Regions from separate parts of the Homo sapiens genome. Here region 1 is linked to region 2. Evidence: chromatin contacts called from ENCODE Hi-C data. All regions are on one chromosome and are shown on one strand. The core of a region is the stretch at or near the end of the contact, and the rest is flanking DNA. Distances in the headings are between cores, read along the strand shown. Region 1 overlaps KLHL6 (kelch like family member 6). Region 2 overlaps MCCC1 (methylcrotonyl-CoA carboxylase subunit 1).

Evidence for each region. A loop is a pair of places that touch in the nucleus more often than their neighbours do. Pooled maps may share reads with other maps.
Region 1: a loop to region 2 is called in a pooled map, with 4 times the contacts of the local background. The contact joins two enhancer-like sites. A Hi-C loop is called at or near these places in 5 of 37 single-sample maps with no recorded cell type and 4 of 50 pooled maps.

The regions. Positions count from the first base shown.
Region 1 is chr3:183,532,632-183,539,789 of GRCh38, reverse strand. The region is part of intron 1 of KLHL6 (kelch like family member 6); the gene reads left to right. Among named protein-coding and RNA genes, the nearest start is that of KLHL6-AS1, 13 kb to the left of the region's middle. RefSeq lists enhancers at 5,855-5,934, 6,634-6,893. Within about 2 kb of position 2,155, at least 10 of the 41 ENCODE cell types and tissues checked have a DNase peak (open chromatin) inside an H3K27ac peak, as active enhancers do.
Region 2 is chr3:183,045,762-183,052,282 of GRCh38, reverse strand. It overlaps MCCC1 (methylcrotonyl-CoA carboxylase subunit 1), which reads left to right. Exons shown (of 19, transcript NM_020166.5): 9 at 43-124. Among named protein-coding and RNA genes, the nearest start is that of MCCC1, 50 kb to the left of the region's middle. Within about 2 kb of position 5,247, at least 3 of the 41 ENCODE cell types and tissues checked have a DNase peak (open chromatin) inside an H3K27ac peak, as active enhancers do.

The sequences.
Region 1 (7,158 bases), core at 906-3,405, 490 kb before region 2:
CCGTGGGCAGTGTCCTTGAGGAGTGGTGAACTAGGGCAAGAAGCTTGGCAGAAGGGAGTTGTTTTTTTGTTTTTTTTTTTTGAGATGGAGTCTCACACTGTCACCCAGGCTGGAGTGCAGTAGTGCGACCTTGTCTCACTGCAACCTCTGCCTCCCGGGTTCAAGCAATTCTCCTGCCTCAGCCTCCCGAGAAGCTGAGATTACAGGCACCCGCCACCACACCGAGCTAATTTTTTGTATTTTTAGTAGAAATGGGGTTTCACTGTGTTGGCCAGGCTGGTCTTGAACTCCTGACCTCGAGATCTGCCAGCCTCGGCATCCCAAAGTGCTGGGATTATAGGCATGGGCCACCGTGCCTGGCCCACAGAAGGGAGTTATTCTGAGGCCTGCTGATGCTTAGAGTCAGATCGGGGCAGCTGTAGGCTTCCAGCTCCTCTGTCAGTTTGGAGCAAAGCTGGCAAACGGAATGGGATTGCCACCTGATTCGGGAGGCAGCCATAGGCCTCATGGAATTCTAGGAAGGCTGTGTCTTAGAAGATGAAAGGAAGGATCCATAGTGAGGGAGGACTTTCCGAAACATATCTTCCCTAGCACTATGGCCAATTGTTTCCATGACCTTGATCTTCATTCAGTCTCCTTCTCAGGAGGAAGTAGGGGTGACCTCTTTCTAGGGCAGAGGTTCTCAAAGTTTGCTTTGCAAAGGAATTATGAGTCGGAGCCAGGGACACCTAATTAAATACATACCTCCAGCCCTACTGCTAGAGATTTGGCTTTAGTAAGTCTAAGGTAGGTGGGGTACAGGATTCTGTATTCTGAATAAGCAACCCAAGGTTCTGATGCAGCTGGTTCAGGGAACACATTTTGAGATCCACCTCTTGAGGCTGGAGTATCTGAGGCCAAGGATGTAAGCAGGACTCCAGTATTGAGACAGGATCCATATGATAAAACTTAGGGGACAGCTTGAGCTCAGAAACAGGGCAGAGCTGAATGTTTAAGTGCTTCCCTTGGTTAGTATTGGCTCAGGTTTTGGTGCCTTGAACTAAGAAGTGCTGGGGACCATAGAGAGAGATGCCATGTCATGCTAGGTCACACTTGCATCTGCTGACTCCCTGCTTTCTTTGCAATGGAACCCCCTTTGATTGACTTCATTGTGTTTATATCCAATAATCCTTTCTTAACAATAGTGTTCATTGTGTAGTACATGCTGACTAGTTTAAAAAACTTTTAAACTGATTGTATACATATGGACATTGTATTCTTAAGTAGAATTTAACTCATTTTGCAACTGATGTTAAAGCCACCGCCACACAGAATATCTCAGTGAAACAGGGGAGTTCGTTCCTGGTATAAACGGGGAATGGTGAAGAAATAAGAGGAAGGACAGAACAGGGGGCAGACAGGTGGAGCCGGTGTAGGAGTGAGATAGTGGGAGTGATAGGTGTGGGTATTTGTTTATAGGGTTAGAATTAGGGTTACAGGAGGCAGGGAGTTCAGAGGTGTGGAGTTCTAGGGAAGGGGTCAGCTATAATGGAGTCGGGCTGGGTGAAATATTCTGAGTTGGTGAAGTTTAGGAACTACAGGAGCTTGTAGAGCTCATTGAAGTAGTGCAGGTACGTTGAATGTTCGAGTGTCCTCTTCAAGCTCTAGGCCCTGGACTCGGGAGTGTGATAGGAGTTCCCTAGTGGCGGTGGAGGGCCTCATCCTCCAGATATATTTGATAATTCTTGGAGGTACAGATTCCTGTCAAAAGCAAGTGCAAAGGGACTAGGAAGGACAAGTTGGTTGATTCATTCATTCACTCACTTTCCCTAGGGACCGTCCCTACTTGGTGGTGGCACTGCTCTGGCCCCTAGATACAGTGCTGAGCATGGCACACCCTCACTCAGCTGGCATTCTAGTGGGGTGACAATAATTAACAAATAGATAGGTAATCTAATTTCAGGATGTGCAGAGCTATGAAGAAAAATAAAGGAAGCGAAGAGGTGAGGGAGTGGCGATTTTAGATTAGGGGGAGTGTCGGGGAGAGCCTCTCTGAGAAGGCGATGTTTGGCAGAGACCTGAGGTGAGGAAGCCTGGTGGAGAATGGAGAGGCGTGTGGCCAGGCAGTGTTTGTGGCATGGCCTGACTTCATGCTGGGAGATTCTTGGGCCTGTGGATATTTTCATGACTGTTGTGGGAGACAAGCTTGCTGGGTCAGGCTCTATTTTGGGGTGGGCACTGACTCACCGCCCAAGTGTTGGGCAACTGGTATGCTGCTGTGAGATTGTTTCTGCTGTAAAATGAGGATCTTCCTAGCTACCTCTGTTTTACAACAATCTCATGAGAATTGGTCAGTGTCTTTCTAGAAAGTGTTTTTATTACACAATATCTTGCATGTATGCCACAGGATAAGTTGTCAGCAACCAACTCAGCTGTGTTCTCAGAGAGCAAAGTTTGGGCTGGTCCATTGAGCGCTGACACTGAGTTGATCCCCCGCAAAAGGCCTTGAACTCCTGCTGATTTTCTTGGTTTTCGTGCACTGCTGAGCTCCTGATTCAGAGCCTGAAGCCCTAGGTTCTGATTCCTACTCTATTGCTGACAACCCATGGGGACCAAGCTTTGTCTGAGTGTGTCCATGGATCTCCCAGAGGAGCAGCAGGAGGCCTGGGAGTATAGTCTATGAGGAATATGCAGATTTCCCCTTAGTTTCATCTTACCCATGTTCAGCATGGTGGCCATGGCCAGGGTAGTGTATTTAAGTGGCAGAAAATTCATGAAAATATTTCAAAGGGAGCAGAGAAATGCTGGGCCTTGGGGAGTCAAAGCTGGTTAAAAAGACCCCTGGAGAGAAGGACACTGTCTTGAGGGCACTTTCTTTCTCTCCCACGAACTGAGCTGAGATGTTTAGGCCGATTCGTGCACAGCGCTGGCCCTATGCTTGCTCTGGATGCATGGTCGACAGCAATGCAGCAAGTCAGACACGCAGTTACCTGATACGCACCCGGCCAAATGCTGAAGAGATAAGGGTTGTGAGTCAGTGTGGTGCTTGGTCCACTTACCCCTAAGTGTCTCCTACCAACCTTCCAAGATTCCTCTGATTTGGTCCAAAATACTTTCCCTGATTGAGTGCTGACGAGGTGCCAGGTATCGTGCTAACGCCTTGGTGTACTTCATCTTGCTTATTCTTCTGTGCAGCTCACTGAGGTGGGGACTATTATACCATTTTACAGATGAGGAAGCTGAGGTTCACTCACTTGCACTAAGTCACACAATGAGTGAGCATCAGAGGTCAGACTAGACACCAGTCCCTCCTCTGCCTGCCAACAGCCAGGTGGCTGCTCTTTTTCCCCTGCCCTCCCCAGGCTCCCGGAAGTCCCTTGGCTTGTGCACATGCAAACTCACACATACACAAAGCCAGATGTGCTGGAGAATTTACCTACTCCTGGATGGCCTGTAACCAAAGACAGTCAGTGTGGTCAGAGAGTATCACGGCCCTTGCCTCCTGGTGGGACAATTCAGAAGTGTCTTTTCCAGAGGTCCCTGCAGGATCAGGCTGAAGCCACTTTTTGCATGACTTTTGTCTTGCTGGGCTTCCTCCCCCCCTTGTCTTGCCCCCCTGTTCCCTTACGTCACTAGCAGAGGGGGTCTGCTTGCAGGGAATCCAGATGCCCGGTCAGACATGGGCTGAGCTGGGGCAGCATGTTATTAAGTGACTGTGATTCCAAACAAGAATTTGGGGCCAGGCACAGTGGCTGACACCTGTAATCCCAGCACTTTGGGAGCCCGAGGGGGGCAGATCATGAGGTCAGGAGATCGAGACCATCCTGGCTAACGTGGTGAAACCCCATCTCTACTAAAAATACAAAAATTAGCCATGCGTGGTGGCGGGCGCCTGTAGCCCTAGCTACTCAGGAGGCTGAGGCAGGAGAATGGCATGAACCCGGGAGGCAGAGCTTGCAGTGAGCAGAGATTGTGCCACTGCACTCCAGCCTGGGCGACAGAGCGAGACTCGTCTCAAAAAGAATTCGGAAGCCGTGGCTAGCAGTGACAGCCCAATTAAGAGTCCAGATGACCCTAGAGAGCCCAATAATATGTCACATGGGAAACACATTGACTTCATTTAGGAGCTCCTTGGAGTGCAAAGCATTAACTTAAACCATTGGAACATCCCTCCTTTAGACTTGATTATACAGATTCAACCAAATTAACCTCTCACTAATCTTCAAGTCACAGTCCGGGTGAAATAACATTTCTAAATGTCATGTTGGTGGGTCTCTAGAGATGTGTTGCCTCAGTTATATGAAGCTTATTTGACCCCATAATTAGTGCCCACCCTGTCCTGCTGAACTTCCTGTTTCCCATATATTTATTTATATGACATTCACGAGGGTGAAATTTGCTTTGCCTCCTGAGATGACTGTAGGTCTGGGTGACCCCAACACCTGAGTTCAGGACTGATGGCAAGAGCTGCACTGTCTAATATGGTAGCTACTAGCCACATGTGGCTGTTGGGCATTTGAATTGTGCCTACTCTGCACTGAGATGCTTTAAGTATAAAATACGCATAAGGCTGGGCACGTTGGCTCACGCCTGTAATCCCAGCACTTTGGGAGGCTGAGGCGGGCAGATCACAAGGTCAGGAGTTTGAGACCAGCCTGACCAACATAGTAAAACCCCGTCTCTACTAAAAATACAAAAATTAGCCAGGCGTGGTGGCATGAGCCTGTAGTCCCAGCTACTCAAGAGGCTGAGGCAGGAGAATCGCTTGAATCCGGGAGGCTGAGGCTGCAGTGAGCCGATATTGTGCCACTGCACTCCAGCCTGGGCAACAGAGAGAGACTCTGTCTCAAAAAAAAAAAATATATATATATATATATGTATATATATGCATACATATATACATACATACATACATATATACATATATACATACATATATATGATGGTCTTTGAAGACACAGTATGAGAAAAAGAATGTAAGTTATCGCATTAGTCATTTTAAAATATTTCTTACGTGTTGAAATGATATTTCAGGTATATTTTGGGTTAAATAAGATATGTTATTAAAGTTGACTTTTATTTTTTTCTTTTTACTTTTTAAAAATGGGGCCGGGCATGGTGGGGCTCATGCCTGTAATCCCTCACTTTGGGAGACCGAGGTGGGTGGATCGCCTGAGCCCAGGAGTTTGAGACCAGCCTGGGCAACATGGTGAAACCCCATTTCTACAAACATTGCAAAATTAGCCAGACATGGTGGTTCATGCCTCTAGTCCGAGCCACTTGGGAGGCTGAGACAGGAGGATCACTTGAGCCCTGGAGATGGAGACTGAAATGAGCTGTGGTCGTGCCGCTGCACTCCAGCCTGGGCAACAGAGTGAGACTCTGTCTCAAAAAACAAACAAACAAACAAAAAATGTGGTGACTAGAAACTGTAAAATGCTATAGATGACTCACATTACATTTCTATTGGGCAGCCTTGCTCTGGACACTCCAACAAAGGGAGGCTTAGAGAGTGATCTTCCAACTCCTCCAGGGAAGATATGCTGAGCTGAGAAGAAATCATAGGCTGTCTCTGAGAGCAGATTCTTTATAAAATCAGGAGGCAGCGAGGCAAGCCCTATATGACATTACTTTTAAAGTAATGTCTTTTAAAGTACTTTTAAAGTACTTTAAAAGTACAAAGTACTTTAAAAGTAAAGTACTTTTAAAGTACTTTAAAAGTAAAGTACTTTTAAAGGCTGGTGATTACGGTTCTGCAGACAGCTCTGTGCTGCTGGTCAAGAGGGTTTGTGGCTGAGGAAACTGGTCTGTAAATTGGTCACCTGCTCTGATATCATCACGGCTCCCCCAGCTCTGGGCGGGGATTTCTTCACTTTACAGAGGCCCCGGAATTCACCTTCGTTCTTTCTTTCTTATTACCATATTCTTGTGAGGAGAAAGAGGCCAGCTGAGGGAAAAGAGAAGAGGGGAGGGAAGGAAAGGTTAGGAGGGTTACCATTGATTAAAACAACAAGGACAGAGGGGGAAGGACGGAGGCGGAAGGACAGAGGGGGGACGATCACCTTGACTAAAACAAAAGGTCCAAAAAGTCAGCAAGTCAAGTGTCTAGTGATTTTCTGTATCTCTGTCTCTCTCTCGTTCTCTCTCTGGAAGTCTTTTGACTTTTGAATGTTTCTGGGAAGCCATAAACAGTTACCTTTGTTTTGCAGATTAGGAAAAGGGGTAAAGAAATGGATGAGTGGCCAGGCACGGAGGCTCATGCCTGTAATCTTGGCACTTTGGGAAGCTGAGGAAGGAGGATCTCTTGAGCCCCAGAGTTCACCACCAGCCTGGGCAACAGAGTGGGACCTTGTCTCTACAAAAATTAAAAAAAAAAAAAGTTGGGTGTGGGTGCCTATAGTCCTAGCTACTGGGGAGCCTGAGGGAAGAGGGTCACTTGAGGCCAGGAAAAGAAGGAAGAGAAAGAAAGGAAGAAAGGAAGAAACAAAGAAAAAGAGAGAAAGAAAGAAGAAAGAAAGAGGGAAGGAAGGAAGGAAGGAAAGAAGGAAGGAAGGAAAGAACTGATGATTGATTTCCAGAGATAAATAGGAAGTGTGGGATAGAGAGGAGGGGCAGGACTTAGAGGTGTAATCCCCTCCGTGTTGAGATGGAAGTCCGAGCGTTTGGAATTACATCACCAGAGCTCCACCCAGGGCCTTTGCATTTCAGTGACTTGGCTGGGAGATAACGGCTCCCTAACCTGTTCATGTGTCTGTAGCTTAGAAAGTCCAGTGACTAATGTTTGGAGATGTTCCCTAGCGGTGTGGCTACTGCCTCAATTAGTACATTTTCTGAGAAAAGGCTTTGACATTGTCACAAGCCTCCCAGCTCTTTATGGGTTCATCTGATACTTGACTCTAGTGGCACCCATCACCTGCAAACAAAAGTGAGAACACATGTGCTTAAAATGTTCTCTTTGAGTCCTGCCTTTGCTCATCAACCTTCAACGGCTCACCATTGCTCACTGAGTGAAAACCTAACTCCCTATCCTGCCTTCAGTGCCCTCCACAAGCAGGATCCAGGTTATCTTTCCAGACCATTGTTTCATCCCTCTCCTGTCCCCTGAGCTTCAACTGAATCACATGTCTGCTAGTTTCTCTTCATGCCTCATGCCCTTGCATCTTTATGGCTTTACTCACT
Region 2 (6,521 bases), core at 3,998-6,497:
GCAAGCTACTAATGGAGATTTATTTACATATTTTTTTCATAGCCTGGTATTAAATCTGAAGTAAGAAAAAAGCTGGGAGAAGCTGCAGTCAGAGCTGCTAAAGCTGTAAATTATGTTGGAGCAGGTAGGTTAAGATTTGCTTCTAATGGAAGAGACGTAACAGTGTTTAATTTATGTTTTAGAAGGCAAGAGAAACACAACTTTTAAATCAGTTGCTTTCAAGCTGTTTTGACCATATTCACAGTAAGAAATACATTTTATATTGAGACTTAGTATGTACACATAAATGTTTATTTTTACATACATATATATTTGAAACAAATGTTTCATTAAACAGTACTTGTCTTAATTATATGAGTTTTGATATTTTGTATTCTATTTTAAAATCACTAGATTGATTTTTTTACTTCTTTATGGTTAATAAACTTTCTCTTTTAGAGCAGTTTTAAGCTTACAGCAAAATTGAGCAAAAGGTACAGAGAATTCCCATATACCCCCTGTCCCCCACTCGGATACCCCCCAACACACAAGCTCCCACAGTATCAATATTCCTGCACCAGAGAGGTACGTTTGTTACAGTCAGCGACCCTACATTGACACATCATTATCACCCAAGTCCATAGTTTACATTAGGGCTCACTCTTGGTGTTGTACATTCTGTGAGTTTTGACAAATGTATAATGATATGTATCCACCATTGTACTATGGTATAGAATAGTTTCAGTGCCCTAAATATCCTCTGTGCTCTGTCTATTCATCCTTTCATCCCCCCTAAACCCCGGCAGCCACTCATGTTTTTACTGCCCCCATAGTTTTGCCTTTTCAAGAATTTCAGATAGCTGGAATCATACAGTATGTAGCCTTTTCCGATTGGCTTCTTTATAATATGCATTTAAGTTTCCTCCATGTCTTTTCATGGCTTGATAGCTCATTTCTTTTTTATGCTGAATAATATTTCGTTGTCTCGATGTCTCAGAGTTTATTATCTATTTAGCTACTGAAGGACATCTTGGTTGCTTCCAAGTTTTGGCAATTATGAATAAAGCTGCTATAAACACCCTGAAAACAAACAGGCTTTTGTATGGACATAATTTTTTAGTTTATTTGGGTGAATACTAAGGAGCGTGCTACTGGGTCACATGGTAAAAGAATATTTAGTTTTGGAAGAAACTGACAAACTCTATTCTAAAGTGACAGTACTATTTTGCATTCCTGTCAGCAACAAAAGAGGTTTCCTGTTGCTCCAAATCCTCTCCAGCTTTTGGTGATGTCAGTGTTTTGGATTCAGGCCATTTGGTATCTCATTGTTTTAATTTGCACTTCCCTAATGACATACAGTGTTGAACATCTTTTCATATGCATACTTGCCATCTTTATATCTTCTTTGATGAAGTGTCTGTTCAGGTCTTTCACCCATTTTTTAATCAGGTTGTTTGTTTTCCTATTGTTGAGTTTTAAGAGTCCTTTGTATATTTTGAATGACAGTTCTTTATCAGATGTGCCTTTGCAAACACTGTCAGTCTGAGGCTTGTCTTCACTTCTCAACTTTCCCTTTCTTTTTTTTTTTTTTTTTTTTTGAGACAGAGTCTCACTCTGTCTCCCAGGCTGGAATGCAATGGTGTGATCTCGGCTCACTGCAACCTCCGCCTCCCAGGTTCAAATGATTCTCCTGTCCCAGCCCCCTGAGTAGCTGGGATTACAGGCACGTGCCATCACACACCCAGCTACTTTTTTGCATTTTTAGTAGAGGCGGGGTTTCACCACTTTAGCCAGGCTGATCTCAAACTCTTGACCTCAGGTGATCCGCCCACCTCAGCCTCCCAAAGTGCTGGAATTACAGGCTTGAGCCACCGCGCCCGGCCGACTTTCCTTTTCACAGAGCAGAAGTTTTAAGTTTTAATGAAGTCCAGTATATAAATTATTTGTAGATCATGCCTTTGGTGTTGTATATAAAAAGTCATCACCATACTCAAGCTTGTCTAGGTTATATTATACTCAGCTGGCCTTGTGCTTTCTGTTTTGGAAGGTTATTAATTATTGACTTAATCTCTTTAATAAATATAGCTATTCAGATTCTCTTTTTTTAATTTAATTTTATAGAGACAGGGTCTCATATTGCCCAGGCTGGTCTTAGACTCTTGGCCCCAAGGGATCCTCCTGCCATGGCCTCCCAAAGTGCTGGGATTACAGGCGTGAGCCACCATACCTGGCCTATGCTCACTGCAACCTCCACTTCCTGGACTCAAGTGATCTTCCCACCTCAGCCTCCCAAGTAGCTGGAACTACAGGCATGTGCCACAACACTCAGCTAATTTTTAAATTTTTTAGTAGAGACAGGGTCCCCCTGTATTGCCAAGGCTGGTCTCAAACCCCTGAGCTCAAGCAGTCTTCCCACCTTGGCCTCCCAAAGTGTTGGGATTACACACATGAGCCACTGCACCTGGCCCTAGGTTCTCTCTTTCTTGTAGGAGTTTTGACAGATTGTGTCTTTGAAGGAATTGGTTCATTTCATCTAGGTTATCAAATTTGTGGGCATAGAATTATTCATAATATTTCTTTATTATCATTTTAATGTCCATGGGACCTGTAGTAATAGACCTCTTTTTGTTCCGTTACTAGCAATTTGTATTTTCTCTCTTCTTTTTTTCTTAGTTAACCTGGCTAAAGGTTATTGTGCTTTTGTTTCTTTTCTTTTTTCTTTTTTTTTTTTTTGAAACAAAGTCTCATTCTGTCGCCAGGCTGGAGTGCAATGGTGAGATCTTGGCTCACTGCAACCTCCGCCTCCTGGGTTCAAGCAATTCTCCTGCCTCAGCCTCCCGAGTAGCTGGGAACTACAGGTGCACGCCACTACACCCAGCTAATTTTTATATTTTTTTAGTAGAGATGGGTTTCACCATCTTGGCCAGGATGGTCTTGATCTCTTGACCTTTTGAGCTGCCCGCTGTGGCCAAGGTTACTGATTTTATTGATCTTTTCAAGGAACTGGTTTGGGTTTTGGTGATTTTTTTCTATTGATTTTCCATTTTCAATTTCATTAATTTTTGCTTTAATTTTTATTATTTCTTCTGCTTACTTTGGATTTAATTTGCTGTTCTCTTCTCATTAATTAAAATATAAGCTTAGATTCTTGATTTTGGTATTTTCTTTTCTAATATATACATTCAATGCTATAAATTTCCCACTAAGCACTGCTTTTGATGCATTCTACAAATTTTGAAAGTTGTATTTTTATTTAGTTGAGAATATTTTAAATTTTTTCTTGAGATTTCTTTATTGATTCAGGTGTCATTTAGAAGTGTGTTGTTTAACATCCAAATATCTTAGGATTTTCCAGATATCCTTCTGTTAGTGATTTCTAGTTTAATTCTGTTATGTTCTGAGAGCAGACACTGTTATGATTTATATTCTTTTAAATTTGTTAAGATGTGGTTTATGGTCCAGAATGTGGTCTATCCTGGTGAATATTCCTTTCTAGCTTGAGAATGTGTTCTGCTGTTGTTGGATGAAATAGTCTATAGATGACAGTTGTATCCAGTTGATTGATGGTGTTGTTGAATTCAACTATGTCCTTAGTGATTTTCTGCCTGCTGGATCATCCATATCTATTTAATAACAGATGGGTGTTAAAGTCTCCAACTGTAATAGTGAATTAATCTATTTCTCCTTACAATTCTTTTTTGCTACATATATTTTATGCTCTGTTGTTAGGTACATGCATGTTAAAAATTGTTATGTCTACCCTTTTATCATTGTTTAATGCCCCTCCTTATCCCTGATAACTTTCCCTGCTCTGAAGTTTGCTCTAAAATTAAGATGGCTACTCGCACTTTCTTTGGTGTTAGCATATTCTTTGTCTGTTTTTACTTTAAGTCTATAAGTCTTTAAAGTGGATTTCTTGTAGGTAACATATATTTGTCTTTTGTTTTTTAATCTACTCCAACAATCTCTGTCTTTTAATTGGTATATTTAGACATCAACATTTAAAGTGATTATTAATGTACTTTGATTAATATTTACCATATTTATTATTGTTTTCTATTTATTCCCCTTGTTTGTTCCTATTTTTATCTTTCAGACTTTTTCTGCCTTTCATGGTTTTAATTGAGCATCTTCTATGATCCAATTTCCTCTCCTTTTTTAGCATATCAAGTACAGTCATATGCTGCATAACACCATTTTATTCAATATAACAATGGTTCCATAAGATTAAAATGCAGCTGAAAAATTCCTATCCAGTGACATTGTGGCAACTGTAACATCATAGTACAATGCATTACTTTCTTTAGGTTTAGATATATGTAGATACACAAATACTTACCACTGTGTTACAGTTGCCTACAGTATGCAGTAACATGTTATTATTGTTTCAAATATTACTTCTGTTCCTTCCTTTCTTCTCCTTCTGGTATTCTCGTTCTGCGTAGTTAATACCTTTTGTAGTTGTCTTGCAGTGCTAGGTATTGTTCTGTTTAAGGTTTTTTTTCTCACTGTTTTTCAGAATTGGAAGTTTCTGTTGTCATATCCTCAAGTTCAGAGGTTCTTTCCCTGCCATACCCAACGTACTAATGAGCCCATCAAAGCATGCTTCATTTCTATTAGGGTTATGGTTTTTTTTTTTTCAATTCTAGCATTTCCTTTTTATTCTTTCTTAGAATTTTCACCTCTCTGCTTACATTATCTATCTGTTCTTGCATGTTGTCTACTTTTTTCATTAAAGCCCTTAGCCTGTTAATCACAGTTTAGAATTTCTGTGTCTGATAATTCTAACATTCCTGCCATACCTGATGCTTCTTCAGTCTCTTCAAACTGTGTTTTTTGCCTTTTAGTATGCCTTGTAATTTTTTGTTGAAAGATGGACATGGTGTACTGGGTAAAGAGAATTTTGCTAAACAGGCCTTTGGTAATGTGATAAGGCTGGAGGGGGCATGTTCTCTTGTCCCATGATCAGATCTCAGTCTTGCTGAGCCTGTGCCCCTGGTGTGTGAACTTCACCAGTGCTTCCTGGTATGTTTTTGTTTTGTTTTCCCCCACCCCTTAGGGTGGACAGTATGTCTGGCAAAGGCTGGAGTTGGGTATTTCTCCTCCCCCAGTGAGGTTAGGCTCTGATAAAATCCCAATCGTTTAGGCTCTGATAAAATAGTTTTTCTCAAGGGTAAACCTTGAATGTTTTGGTGTATTTCAAAGTGGTTTCATTTCCCTTCTGAGCTGGAAGCATGGGAGGATTTTTCTCTGATATTCACTGTGAAGACCTGGTAGAGCTCCTGGAGGTAAAACTCACAAAAGTGTGAGGTCCTCCTGTAACTGGGTCGCCTTGGAGTTTTTAACTCTCAGAGTTGTCCACACTGAGCTACCAGGAATTTGTCAATTACAGCTCAGGCTTCTCCTCATGGCATCTCTGTATCTGCCTGTCAGTTGTCTGTCTCTCTGGTTCTGAGGACAAGCAGCTTGCCCTGTGACCTGATTTCTCTGACAAATTTAAAAATTGTTGATTTTCAGCTTGTTCAGCTTTTTACTTGATAGGACAGAGTGGCAGCTTCTAAGCTCCTTAGATGCCGGATCAGATTGATTTTCAAATTGATTTTAAGCTGGGCACAGTGGCTCACACCTGTAATCCCAGCACTCTGGGAGGCTGAGGCAGGTGGATCACTTGAGGTCAGGAGTTCAAGACCAGCCTGGCCAACATGGTGAAACCCCATCTCTACTAAAAATACAAAAAAATTAGCTGGACATAGTGGTGTGCGCCTGTGGTCCCATCTACTCAGGAGGCTGAGGTGGAGGAATTGCTTGAACCCGGGAGGCAGAGGTTGCAGTGAGCCAAGATCACGCCATTGCACCCCAGCCTGGATGACAGAGTGAGATTCCATCTTAAAAAAAAAAAAATTGATTTTAAAATCCACTAATGGGTTGTGACCACACTTTTAAAAACAACTTTACATTGTATTCACTTTAAGCTAAGAGAAAAACACAGAAACACAGAAGACTACAAACTATATGATTTCATTTATATAAAATTCTAGAAAAACTATAGTGACAGAAAGCAGATTGGTGGTTTCCTGGATCCCAGGGTTTAGTGAAGGGACTGATTCCAAATGGGAACAAGGGAACTTTTTGGATGATGGAAATGTTCTGTAGTTTCATTGTGGTTCTGTGATTGTATTCAATTGCTAAATCACATGCCTACACTTCAAATAGTTACAGTTTGTTGTCTAAAATTAAACCTTAATAAAGTTAGGGGAAATTTTTTAGAGCTTAATAGAATGCCAATAGATATTAACATAAGGTTTAGTTGCCAAACAATCTTTCAATGGGTTACCAGCAAAAGGGCTTTAAAAAGAAATTCCTAGGAGCCCACAATCAGGGAAAAAAAAGTTTTCTTTTTCTCCATGGGGTTAGGGTGAGATGGGATGTCATGGTATGAGGCTCCCAGGATCTTGGTGCTCTGAGGCAGTAACATGTGGTCCACCCTTGTTCTCACTGTTACAAGCTGAAACGGATTCATAATTTGGGCTTACCATTTGCTC